Regions from separate parts of the Mus musculus genome. Here region 2 is linked to region 1. Evidence: chromatin contacts called from ENCODE Hi-C or POLR2A ChIA-PET data. All regions are on one chromosome and are shown on one strand. The core of a region is the stretch at or near the end of the contact, and the rest is flanking DNA. Distances in the headings are between cores, read along the strand shown. Region 1 has its middle 42 kb from the start of Wee1. Region 2 overlaps Swap70 (SWA-70 protein).

What was found. Hi-C counts contacts between places; a loop is a spot of excess contacts on that map. ChIA-PET counts read pairs that join two places held with the same protein, here RNA polymerase II (POLR2A).
Region 2: POLR2A ChIA-PET joins it to region 1 with 11 read pairs in embryonic stem cell. The contact joins two enhancer-like sites. A Hi-C loop is called at or near these places in 2 of 37 maps with a recorded cell type or tissue (T-helper 17 cell and mouse trophoblast stem cell). POLR2A ChIA-PET finds 5 or more read pairs at or near these places in 3 of 5 experiments (Patski and embryonic stem cell).

Annotation. Positions count from the first base shown.
Region 1 is chr7:110,161,132-110,167,235 of GRCm38, forward strand. No RefSeq gene overlaps it. Among named protein-coding and RNA genes, the nearest start is that of Wee1, 42 kb to the left of the region's middle. RefSeq lists an enhancer at 1,678-5,190. Within about 2 kb of position 3,145, at least 1 of the 3 ENCODE cell types and tissues checked has a DNase peak (open chromatin) inside an H3K27ac peak, as active enhancers do.
Region 2 is chr7:110,242,507-110,248,610 of GRCm38, forward strand. Swap70 (SWA-70 protein) reads left to right here. Exons shown (of 12, transcript NM_009302.3): 2 at 878-1,018. Among named protein-coding and RNA genes, the nearest start is that of Swap70, 24 kb to the left of the region's middle. Within about 2 kb of position 2,810, at least 1 of the 3 ENCODE cell types and tissues checked has a DNase peak (open chromatin) inside an H3K27ac peak, as active enhancers do.

The sequences.
Region 1 (6,104 bases), core at 1,895-4,394:
AATTCCAGCTCCATGATATATGGCACCCTCTTCTGGCTGCTTTAGTGGCCTTTTTTTTTTTTTTTTTTTCAATTTATTTATTTAATACATGTGAGTACACTATAGCTGTCTTCAGACACTCCAGAAGAGGGAGTCAGACCTCATTACAGATGGTTGTGAGCCACCATGTGGTTGCTGGGATTTGAACTCAGGACCTTTGGAAGAGCAGTCAGTGCTCTTAACGGCTGAGCCATCTCTCCAGCCCCTTTAGTGGCCTTTTTAAAAAAAAAGATTTATTTATTGTGTACAGTGTTCTGCCTGCACAACAGAAGAGGGCACCAGATCTCATTACAAATGGTTTTGAGCCACCATGTGGTTGCTGGGATTTGAACTCAGGACCTCTGGAAGAGCAGTCAGTGCTCTCAACCTCTTGAGCCATCTCTCCAGCCCCACTCAATGCTTTATGACTCTTGCTTTAATGACTCTATGAACTATGATAGTATTTTAATTCATATCTAGAAAACATTTGAGCATATTAAATATGAAATCTTTTTATTGAGACAAGACCAGACTGGCCTTGAATTCAGAGATCCTCCTGCCTCTGCCTTCCAAGTGCTGAGATTAAAGGTGTGTAGGTGTGTGCTACCACTGCCTGGGTTAAGGATAAAATCTTTGTTTGTATTTATTTTTATTTAAAGTACACTGTAGCTGTCTTCAGACACACCAAAAGAGGGCATCAGGTCTCATTACGGGTATTTGTGAGCCACCATGTGGTTTCTGGGAATTGAACTCAGGACCTCTGGAAGAGCAGTCAGTTCTGTTAACCGCTGAGCCATTTCTCCAGCCCCTCCCCCCTTTTAAGATTTATTTATTTTTTATTTAAAGTACACTGTAGAAGGATGAAATGTTTTTTTGTTTGTTTGTTTTTTTGTTTTTGTTTGTTTGTTTGTTTTTTTGAGACAGGGTTTCTCTTTATAGCTCTGGCTGTCCTGGAGCTCACTTTGTAGACCAGGCTGGCCTCGAACTCAGAAATCCGCCTGCCTCTGCCTCCCGAGTGCTGGGATTAAAGGCGTGCACCACCACGCCCGGCTCCTGAAGGATGAAATCTTAATACTTAGTGTCTGACTCTAGCTTTGGAAGAGAGTTGGGTGAAGTGACACTTTTACAAAGTCACCTCCTTCTGAGGTTGTTTATATTAAATTTATTAAGGTAAAATTAGATATTTGACTATATCAGTTTAGCCTAATGAATTTATGATTGTTTTTCAAAGTACTATTGTATGCTCAGTTCACACAGAATCCGTGGGTGCTCTGCTGGGCGCGCACTCTCGCCTCAGGGCTATTTTAATATTTTCTGTTCCTTTCTGTTTCCTCCCTCAGGTTGAAGTAGACCTGTTGCTCATTTCCTTTGTCTCTTAGTTCAGATCTCATCTTATCGATTACCCCCTACCCTGCCTAACCAGATGCTAGTAGCATGTCTCATCTAGCACTGTTCTGAGCTTTCTCTCAGCCTTCTCTTATGGATCAAATCGCATGAGTTCTAGGCCAGTCTGGTCTCCACAGCAAGTTCCAGGCCAGCTAGGGCTACATAGTGAAACCCTGTTTCAAATAAAGAAAGTGTCCACAGACCTGCAATCTCTCAACTGAAGTTTTCTCTTCTCAGGTGACTCTGGTCAGCTGGAGGGCAGCAGGTTTTTGTTTGTTTGCTTTGCTTTTCCACTTTGTTTTGTTTATTTGTTGTGCTGCAGACCTACACCAGACTCTTAAGCATTATAACCCATCCCCCCAGGCAATTTCCTGTGTAGCTAGGGATGGCTGACTGGGAACACACTGTAGTTGTAGCTGTGCCTGATCTTAAACCCCTGATCTTCCTGCTGCCACTTTTCAATTAAGCTAAGTAGTTAAGAACACTCAGTTAACAACTGTTTGCAACTCCAGTTCCAGGGAATCCAGTGCCCTATTCTGGCCTATATAGCTCAAGAGTCTGTTTTTAAAATTATCATATCGTTAGGGGCTAGAGAGCTGATTCAGTTGCTAAGAGCACTGGCGGCTCAGTTTTCCCTATGACCCAGGTTCAATTCCCAGGGCTCACTTGGTAACGCACAACCATCTGTAACTCTGGTCTCAGAGGACTCTAACGCCCTCTCCTGCCTTTGGTGGGCACTGCATGCACATGGTGTACACATATACACATAAATAAAAATACAGGAGGGGAGAAAAAGTGGCAGTTTTGAACTCCTAATTACCTGCCCTACCTCTCAGATGGGCGGTGCTACCCACCCATCTTATTAGATTTGTTAGCGTTTTTTTTTTTCTTTTTTGTTTTTGTTTGTTGTTTGTTTTCTTTTGAGACAGAGTCTTGTTGTGCAGTTCAGGCTAGCCTCAAACTCACATTCTCTGATTTTGAGGTGCTAGATTACAGGCTATCACCAATATATCTGTTTTATGTAGGAGGCTGGCGGGGGGGGGGTTGTTTGGTTGTGAGTTTTTTTTTGTTTGTTTGTTTTGTTTTACACAGGGTTTCTCTGTGTAGTCCTGGCTGTCCTGGAACTTACTCTGTAGAACAGGGTGGCCTCGAACTCAGAAAGGTGACTGACTCCCAAGTGCTGACTGTAAGGGCACGTGCTACTACCACCCAGTTCTGGTTTGTTTTTCTGTATAAAGTTTTATTCATTTGAGATACTCTCAGCTTGAATTTTGTTGGAGACAGTTTTTCTCAGGCTATTATTATTACTTTTTAAAACTCTGTTTAGTGTTCATGGTTTTGAATTCCCTTGTAATATTTTGTTATTTAAAGCTGGAGAATTCCAATATTTATCCACAGATAAAACGTTTACTCTAATTGATATTGCGTGTCTTTGTCTTTAAAACATTTACCATTTTAATCCCTGAAAGTTCATTTGATGTCTGACTTGGAACTTAACATTTTTTACACCTCGAAGTTTTCATTCACTTCCTAGAGCAGCGCTCCTGCCGAAGCTGCTTACCTTACTGAGGTATTTGGAAATGTTACTTCATATCGACCTGATCAAGTTTCTCCACGTTTGCTCTGTCTCATGCCCTTACTGCCGTATTTGGAAATGTTACTTCATATCGGCCTGATCAAGTTTCTCTACGTTTGCTGTCTCATGCTTTTCAGTTGAACTCAGCTTCTATTTTTAACTTCAATTGAGCGGGGTTAAAAGGAACGTCTCGCCCCCTGCTGGCGCCCGTGGTCCCGGGAAGACCGGACAAAAGCCACCACGTGGCTCACATCCTGGGCTCAGTTTTCTTAGGAACCCAGAGCCCCATGCTTGCTAGGCAAGGGCCCCAACCCTGATCAACGCTTTAGCAGGCGTCCTTTTGCTCAAGTCTAGAGCGTCACTGGTGCCAACTCTCCAACACAGGGAGGAATTGGCTTTGCTTAATTTTGCTGCAGAGTGGGCTGGCCCTGCTAAATCCAGGGTACCGGGCACTTAACACTGTGAGGTCGCTGTGCGGAGCTAGACTCTGGGCGCTCCCGTTTTTTCCTCACCACCCAGGTGTCCATTTTCTCTTTGCCGCGACGTGCCTGCATCCTTTTCTGCCTTGGAATTATAATCGAAACACTCGGTTCAGTCGTGAGAAACATGTTTCATATATGCAACGGGTGCTCCGATGTTTCTACGACTAGCCTTAGGAGCCTAGAGTACGGTTTGGTGGTCAAAGTCATGATGAGAAGCAGAGGGTCTGAGGGGTCGGAGGGAAGGCACGATGAACAATATTAGAGAGCATTACTGGAGTTACCGAGGCTAGGCAGTCCGCTGGGTTATGCACTACACCCAAGAAGTCTGCGCCGCCCCGTGGTGCCAGTGCGCAGCCGCAGTCCCGTAGCGGGACCGAGCGTTCCCAGCAGAGGGCACTCACAGACAGGACATTCCGCAAGCTCTTCCTGGGTGACCCAGGGACTGCACCTGTGGCCTGGGTTTCCCTTGATCATGCCCTGACAACCCGCGTCTGGGAAATTCAGTCAGAATCAATCCAAGACCACAATTTAGAGACAGGTAAGCTTGACGGTGGTTGCAGCGTTTGGTGAAACAAAACGTCAAGACCAGCCTCTGCTACATAGAGAATCTGAGGCTATCCTGAGTTACAGTGAATCCTGTTTCAGAACAAATCCCTCAAAGTCCCATTGTCTCTCTGGCCTTGAAGCTCTTGAGCCCCGGATCTAGGATACTGCTTGTTGGACTAAAGGACTCACTAATCACCTTTCCCAACCCTGCCCAGGTATACCACCTCTAGTAAACAGACTTAACTAGTCTTTGAAGGCAGTAGTTCTTTTCAATGAATTCCTATTTATTTATTTTCTTATTTATCACCGTCTGTAAACAGGCTTTGAAGGCAGCATGTGTTATAAGATGTGTTTATTCAAGCCTACCAGGGGTCCTTAACCTGGGGGTTGACTCAAGTAGAACATTTTAGGATCCAGGGTTATTCATGAAACTGGGTGAGCTGTTTCAACTTTTAGGCAGACGTGCAGTGTTTTTGGAAGGAAGTCCAGTAGTTTTTCTGATTACCAAAGAGTTCTTAAGTTTAGTTTGTGGGTCCAGGGCTCGGAACAAATGGCTCAGTGATTAAAGCACTTACTGTTCTTCCGGAGGACCCAGGTTCAATTCCCAGCACTCGCTTCACAACTGCCTGTAAGTCCAACTCCATAGGATTCAATGCTCTCTTCTAGCCTTAGTGTAGACACACATACGTTAAAAATAAAAATAAGTCTTAAAAAACAGAAATGCAGGCTGCACATAGCCCTTCCTTCAATCACAGCTATGGAGGCAGAGGCCAGCAGATGGGTCCCTGTGAGTTCCAGGCCAGCCAGGGCTACATAATAAGACTCTCAAGGAAAAAAAAAAAAATCTCAAATCAATGTTGGGCTAGGAATGTATGACCATAACACATAACCCAGGTGTAGTGGCTCATGTCTATAGTGGAGAGATAGATACAGGAGGATCCAAAATTCAAGGTCTTCTTTGGTTATACAGTTACTTTGAGACCTTGCTTCTTACATATAAATAGTAAATGAAAGGAAATAAAATCAATGTTATAAATTCAGGACTCTGCAGAAAAGGACCCCCTGCCCTGAGACCTGGAGTGTTGCCTGGCCTCTACAGGAGGAGTCATGCAAAGTCACTAGGCCTGGGTTTCTCTCTCTCTTTACAGAAGGCCCCCATCTCCACCCAGAAAACTCCAGAGGCACGGTTGTTTCCTTTTAAAGCCATGTTAGGCCCAAGTAGATGCACTTCTGCATTTTTAGCATTTAAATAGAAATGGCTCTCTGGTGGGTTTTCCCCTGCGTTAGTCATGCAAATGCTCTATGCCTCACTTACCACTCAGTTTCGGTGCCGGGATGGTTCTTTTGCACGCGTCCTGCTAAGACCCTTCCTCACCTCCTTGTATGGGAGTCCCTGGGGAAACTTGAGTGCTGACTTCACCGTGCTGGGATTTTCCTCAGAGTACCTGGGGGATTAAAAATGTGCCGTTTTTATGGCACAGAAAAAGAGAGAACACAGGTTGTTCTAGTCATGAAGGAAAGGTACTGAATCCCGTTTATAAGTTTACCACGAGAACTTTGTTTCGTTTTTTACTTTAAATTTTGTTTATTTTATTATTTTATTTATTTATTTATTTATTTATTTATTTTGGTTTTTTGAGACAGGGTTTCTCTATAAGCCCTGGCTGTCCTGGAACTCACTTTGTAGCCCAGGCTGGCCTTGAACTCAGAAATCCGCCTGCCTCTGCCTCCCGAGTGCTGGGATTAAAGGCGTGCGCCACCATGCCCGGCTCTTTTTATTTAATTAAATTAATTAATTAATTAATTAATTAATTAATTAATTAATTTAGGGTGTTTTGAGACAGGGTTTCTCTGTGTAGCCCTGGCTGTCCTGGAACTAACTCTGTAGACCAGGCTGGCCTTGAACTCAGAAATCCACCTGCCTCTGCTTCCCAAGTGCTGGAACTAAAGGCGTGCGCCACCACTGCCGGGCTGATTTTATTTTATATGTACGAGTGTTTTGCCTGCATGTATGTAAGTGCTGTGTATGTATGTGGTGGCTATGGACATGGTGGGTGTGTACGTGGTGGCTCTGGAGGCCAGAAGAGAGTGCTGGT
Region 2 (6,104 bases), core at 1,560-4,059, 81 kb after region 1:
GAGTAGTTAGTTAGCACAGCCTTAACCTTACTTGATCTGTTCAGTATTCAAACGAAATGGAAGTTGCTCTAGTTTCCATGTAACTTAAAGCTTGAGACAGGTGAGTTTGCTGAGTCTCTCATGAGTGCTTAAGTGTGCACTTAGGTTACTGTGCCACAGCAGTAGTCCTGTGTGTGTGCTCTGGCATAACAGGTCTCCTCCCTTCCGCTCTGGTCCCCCGACCCCTTTTGCTGAGGATGTAGCCCAGGGCCTCCGCACACGAGGCAGGCACTCTGCCACTGAGGTGCATCTCTAGCTAGCCGTCTTTTTCTTCTGTGTCTGTGAATATTTATCCTTTTTGGTTTTGAGACTAGGGATATGCCAGTCTGGCCTGAAACTCGTTGCCCCGTTTGACTCCAGACTCACAGTCTTCTGCTGGAGCTTCCCAAAGGCTATGTTAATATGGTTCTTTCTAATACATGGGAAATGTTGAGTCCAGGGCAGCTGTGTCTTGTCTAGGTCAGATACCTTCTCCAAAACGCTTTACAGCATTTGTTAGTTTCTGTAAACAAATTCTCATGGCCAAGCAGGTTGACGAGGGGAAGAGTTTAATTTTAAATGCATTCTATTGTGCCTGCTCCCCTTTCCTCCATAATGTGGACTACTTAATAAGAACCGTCAAGAAGTATTTGTTCTCAGACCTTCATGGGGTCTGACTCATGGTGAGCAGGTGAAACAGATCTTGGAAAAAGGAATGAAAAGACTTGAGCCATACCCCATGTTTGGTAGATTCTTCTCATTTTTTACTTAGAGCAGGGGCAGCTTGTTGTTCACGTGGGTAAGGTGTTACGTGGTGGTAAGCGGGTGTCTTTACAGTGTTGTTTTTCCCTCCTCTTAGGTCCTTTCCCATAACCTGTGCACGGTGCTGAAGGTTCCACATGACCCGGTTGCCCTTGAGGAGCACTTTAGGGATGACGATGAGGGGCCTGTCTCCAATCAGGGCTACATGCCATATTTAAACAAGTTCATTTTGGAAAAGGTATGCTGCTAACCCTTTTACCCACAGCTTTTTTTTTTTTTTTTTTTGGTTTTGTGCATCAAGTGGGGCCAGGGCAGCCCTTGTTGGTGTGTTGGTGAGCACATTAAGAAGCCAGGTATGAAGCCAGACACGGTGGTGTATGACTTTAGTGCCAGAACTCTGGGAGGCGGAGAGAGGTAGGTAGATCTCTGGATTTCAGAACAGCCAGGGCAACACAGGGAAACCCTATCTTGAAAAACAAAAACAAACAAACAAACAAACAAGAAGCTGGGCGCTGAGGCCTCAGGAGATAGGGAGAGAGGAGGCTGAGGCTTCTGCTCTGCCTTCTCTTTCTGTCTGATTCCTCCAGCTTGGTTCCTTTTTTTGAAATTAAAAATGTGCCTGTGTTACTCTGTGTCTGTCTTCTCTCAGGATGCTTTACCTATCCTAGAAAGTAGGGTTCCTCAGTGTGGACAGTGGTTGTTAGAGAGTGAGTGTGCTGGAGTCAAACAGGATAGTAAAGGGATAATTATTGTTACTGGGTCGATATCACCCAGCAAACTGCATGGTGGACTTATCCTAAGGTGAGCACTAGCTCCTGTCCTGTTACTGTGTGCAAATGCCTGACAAGAAGCAACTTAAGGGGGGAGATACTTTGGCTCCTGGTTTATTGTGGTATGGTTCATCATGACTTACAGCTTAGCAGTAGGAGGGGCTCGCAGCTGTGGCAGCAGAGGTGTATGAAGCTGCTCGCTTGCATCTGTGCAGACCAGGAAGCAGATTAGAGGGAAGGATGACTGCTAGAGCTCAGCTCATTTTCTCTCTTTTCCCCTTTTTGCTAAGCCTAATTCTAAAGCCAGTGGAATGGTGCCACCCGCATCTGGATGGGCTATTTCTTCTAAGTTAATCCTCTCTGGGAGTGGTGTAACAGACACACCCTAAAGCAGTGGTTTTTCAACCCTTGGGTCTTGATCCCTTTGAGGTCCCATAACAGGTATCCTGTATCTTAAATATTTACATCACGGTTCATAAGAGTAGCAAAATTACAGTTATAAAGTAGCAACAAGAGAATTTCATGGTGTGTGTGTGTGTGGGTCACTGTAGTGTGTGGAACTAACTGTATTAAAGGGATGCAGCATCAGGTTGAGGTTGCATACCCTAAGGTACGTTTGAACCAACCCTCTATACCTTATGGGTTTTTTTGTTTTTTGTTTTTTTGAGACAAAGTCCCTCTACATTGCCCTGTCTGTCCTAGAACTTGCTACATAGACCAGGCTGGTCCAAGACTCACAGTGACCTGCCTCTGCCTCTTAGAGTGCTGGCATTAAGGGTATGCATGACCATGCCCAAGCATAATCTTAAAAATTATAGCTAGCACCTGGGAGTAGCTGTAAATGTCTATAATTCTCTCATTTGTGAGGTAAATATATGAGGATTAGGAATTCAAGGGCACCCTCAGCTAACAGAGTAATTTCAAGGCCAGCCTGGGCTACATAAGACCCTATTTCTAAAATAAAAATAAACAGAACTTGTAGGCAGTAAGGAGAATTATTTGTGTTATTAATGTTATGAGACATACCACGGAATTCTCAGAAGTCTGGAAATTGCTTTGTTTTCCAGCACCAGGATTAGCGTGGGCTGAGTCAGTGGCCGGGGCATGGTCTGCCGGCCTCATATTCTGGAATTCTGTGCTCTGATACAGGACTGTGTCCCCTTGCTGGAGTATATTTTTAGATTTGCGTTTTAAGACACTCTCATAGTCTGATACTTCGAAGTCCTAGAACTGGGGAGGAAACATTCCCCAGCAGACAACAGAATTGGAGCAGAGCCTTGTCACGCGGCCAGTGAGGCTGTGATAGGACAGTGTGCCTGGCCACCTGGAGCGGAAGCTGACCCCATCCAAGGAAAGCCGCAGGGTTTCCATGTAGTAGGCTCAGATCAGCAAAGATCAGCATCTTGTCTTGAAGTTTGTGTTGGGGAGGAAAAAACCCAGTAGTGTGAGGAGTGGTAAGAGGAGCAGGATTGCTGTTCCTTATGCATGGGAGTAGGAGCTGTTCCGGTTCATACAGCTTGGCGGATCCCATGGTGAGCCTGACTAAGTAGCTTAGTCAATAAAGGGCAAATAGATTAGATCAACTTTTAAAGTTACGTTTTTATGTGTTTATTGTCTGTATGAAGAGGAAGAGGGTACGTGTGCTTGTGGAGGTTAGAGGTCAACGTGTAGACGTGCTCTTCTTCCACTGTGGGCTCTGGTGATTGAGCTCAGTTTTCGGGCTTGGTGGCAAGCACCTTTATTCACCGAGCCCGTTTGCTGGCCTGTAAGCAGAATTTGAACTTAAACCATTTAACTTCTCCCAGTTTTTTTTTTTAAACTGTCTTCTTAAAGACTAAATCCTCTTTTTCAGAACTATTATTATTACTACTCTTATTATTATTTTCTACATAAGGGATGTGATGGTTGAAAGTAGGGTTGGAGTTACTTTGAAACCTAATAATCTCAGACCATCTCGGCTCCCACCCAGTTGTCTCAGGTGCTTTAAGATCTCTTTAGTGTTTCTTTGTGTCCACTGGTTGCTTTCCCTACACCGGCTGCTGTTGCCTGGGAGTTTTACTCTGGGTAGTCTGGGCCCTGAAATGCATTACATTGAAACCTGCTTTCTGAAAAGTAGCTTTCGTATTTGGCATCTGGATTTACTGCCATATACACATTCCTGATGTTAGTCACACTGACAGAATTTACTTTCAGTTTTTCTGAGACTTCAGATGGTTAGCCAGTCCATTGTTATTTACCAAATATTTTGCCTGGGTATTAATTTTGTAGATTTTTTTTTGTTGTTGTTGTTAGTTTTAAAGGCCTTCTTTTTCCTTCCTCTTTCCTTCTCACCCTCCTCCTCTTTTTGAAAACATTATACTTGGATTACTTGATGGTAAATAATTGAAGACGTTGGTCAGTTATTATTATTTTTTCTGAGACAAGATTTCTCTGTGTAGCCCTGGAATTTGCTGTGTAGACCAGGTTGGCCTACAATTCACAGAGATCTGCCTGCCTCTGCCTCCTGAGTGCTGGGATTAAAGGCGTGCCCCCGCTGCCTGGCTCGGATATTACTTTTTAAAAACTATGTCTCATTAGTTACACAGAGTTCTGCCTTAGCATGTTTTGAGACAGTCTCGTTCTCCCATGAGATCCATGGCTCATTAGGCTTGCTGGCCCTCACTGTTGCCAACTCTTCTCCTTGAGTATTAAAGGCTCATCTGGGCTGTCCGACTAAAACCAGTAAACCAGTGGCCAGCCACGTGCCAAGTTCACGTTGGGGATGTCCGTGCTTTCCAGCAGAATCTGCTTTGGTTTGTTGTCAACTGTGCTTTGGGAGCAAAGAGAGAGAGAGACCACAGCGTCTCAGCTCAGTGGTGTTTCCTCTGGGCCTCACAGCTCCCTTCTGCTCTTCTGGCCTCACATTTCTGCAGTTTTCCTTTTTTTATGTTTTCTTGCCATGATTGTTGCTCATGTGGTAGTTACAGTACCTACATAAAACCTGTTCTTTTTCAAAGTTGCTAAAAACTTTTCAAAAGAATTATTTATTTTATGTGCATGAGCATTCTGCCTGCACGCACGCTTGTGCACCACATTCGTGCAGTGCCAGAGGACGCCAGAAGCAGCTCCACCAAACCTGGAGTCACAGATGGGAGGGGACTGGGGTCTCCTCGAGGAGTAGCAAGGGCTCTTAACCAGAGAGTCATCTTGAACCCCATAAACATCTGTTCCTTGGTCTCTTCTGTTAATGGCTAAACTCATCTCTCTAGCGTTCTCATCTGTCCTTAGCCCAGACTGGTCCATGTTCTTTCCCACTGCATCTACCTATGTTGTTCTAAAGTAAGTAGGTTAAAAAAAAGAAACCTTAAAGTTTTAAAATTTTATTTTATATGTATGGGTGTTTTTCCTGTATGTCTGTATGCATACTGTATGTGTCCCTGCAGAGCTGAAGAGGGTCAGATCTTCTGGAACTGGAGTTATAGGTGATTGTGAACCACCAAGTGGGTGCTGGCAGTCAAATCTAGGCCCTCTGGGAGAGCAGCCAGCGCTCTTAACTGCTAAGCTGTTTCTCCAGCCTGAAAATTAAGTAGTTTTAATTTACCACAATGGCTAAATTGCTTTTCATCGTATTTATAAATCCCTTCTTTTTGGAGGGAGAGGAGATGGTTTGAAACAATTTATGTAGCCCAGTCTGATCTCAGATTTACTCAGTTGTTCAGGATGACCCTGCACTCCCATTGTCCTATGTGCACCTCTCTAGGGACTCATAGGCTCTCACCTCTATCTGTGCCTTGCTGAGACTGTGCACTTTTGAGGGAATAAGGCCTTTCATGCTGAGAGCCACCATGACTTTATACTCCTAAATACCATGGTCAGTAAATGCAATAGCAATGTGGTTTAAAGAAATGATGTGTTTAAAAATAGCAGGGTTGTTGGCAGAAAATTCACATTCCATGCAATTTGCCTATTTAACCTTGCATTTTGGTGGTTTTTAGTATGGCTGGTTTTGTATAACCATCACCATAACCAATTTTAGAATGTTTTGGGTACTCCCTTCCAAAACGAAAATCTCACTCAAGTAGCATTCATAGTATCTTCCCCCACAGCTCTAGGCAAGCACTAGTCTGTCCATTGTGAATGGAACGATCCCGTGTCCAGCTTTTGTATCCGACATCTGTCACCTTGCAGGTTTCTCTTGTTTCCTTTTTTTTTTTTTTTTTTTTTTTTTGGTTTTTCGAGACAGGGTTTCTCTGTGTAGCCCTGGCTGTCCTGGAACTCACTCTGTAGACCAGGCTGGCCTCGAACTCAGAAATCCTCATGCCTTTGCCTCTCAAGTGCTGGGATTAAAGGTGTGTGCCACCACTGCCTTAACATTTTTTAAAAAAAAGATTTATTTTAGTTTTATTGGGGTGTGTGTGTGTGTGTGTGTGTGTGCGCGCGCACCCACCTGTATTTATACATGCATGTACTTTAGTCCAGCAGAGGGCATCAGATTAACCCTGGCTTTGGTGTTACCAATTATGAGCCACCTGACATGGGACTGGGAGCTAAATTTGGGTTCCTAGCAAGAAGTAA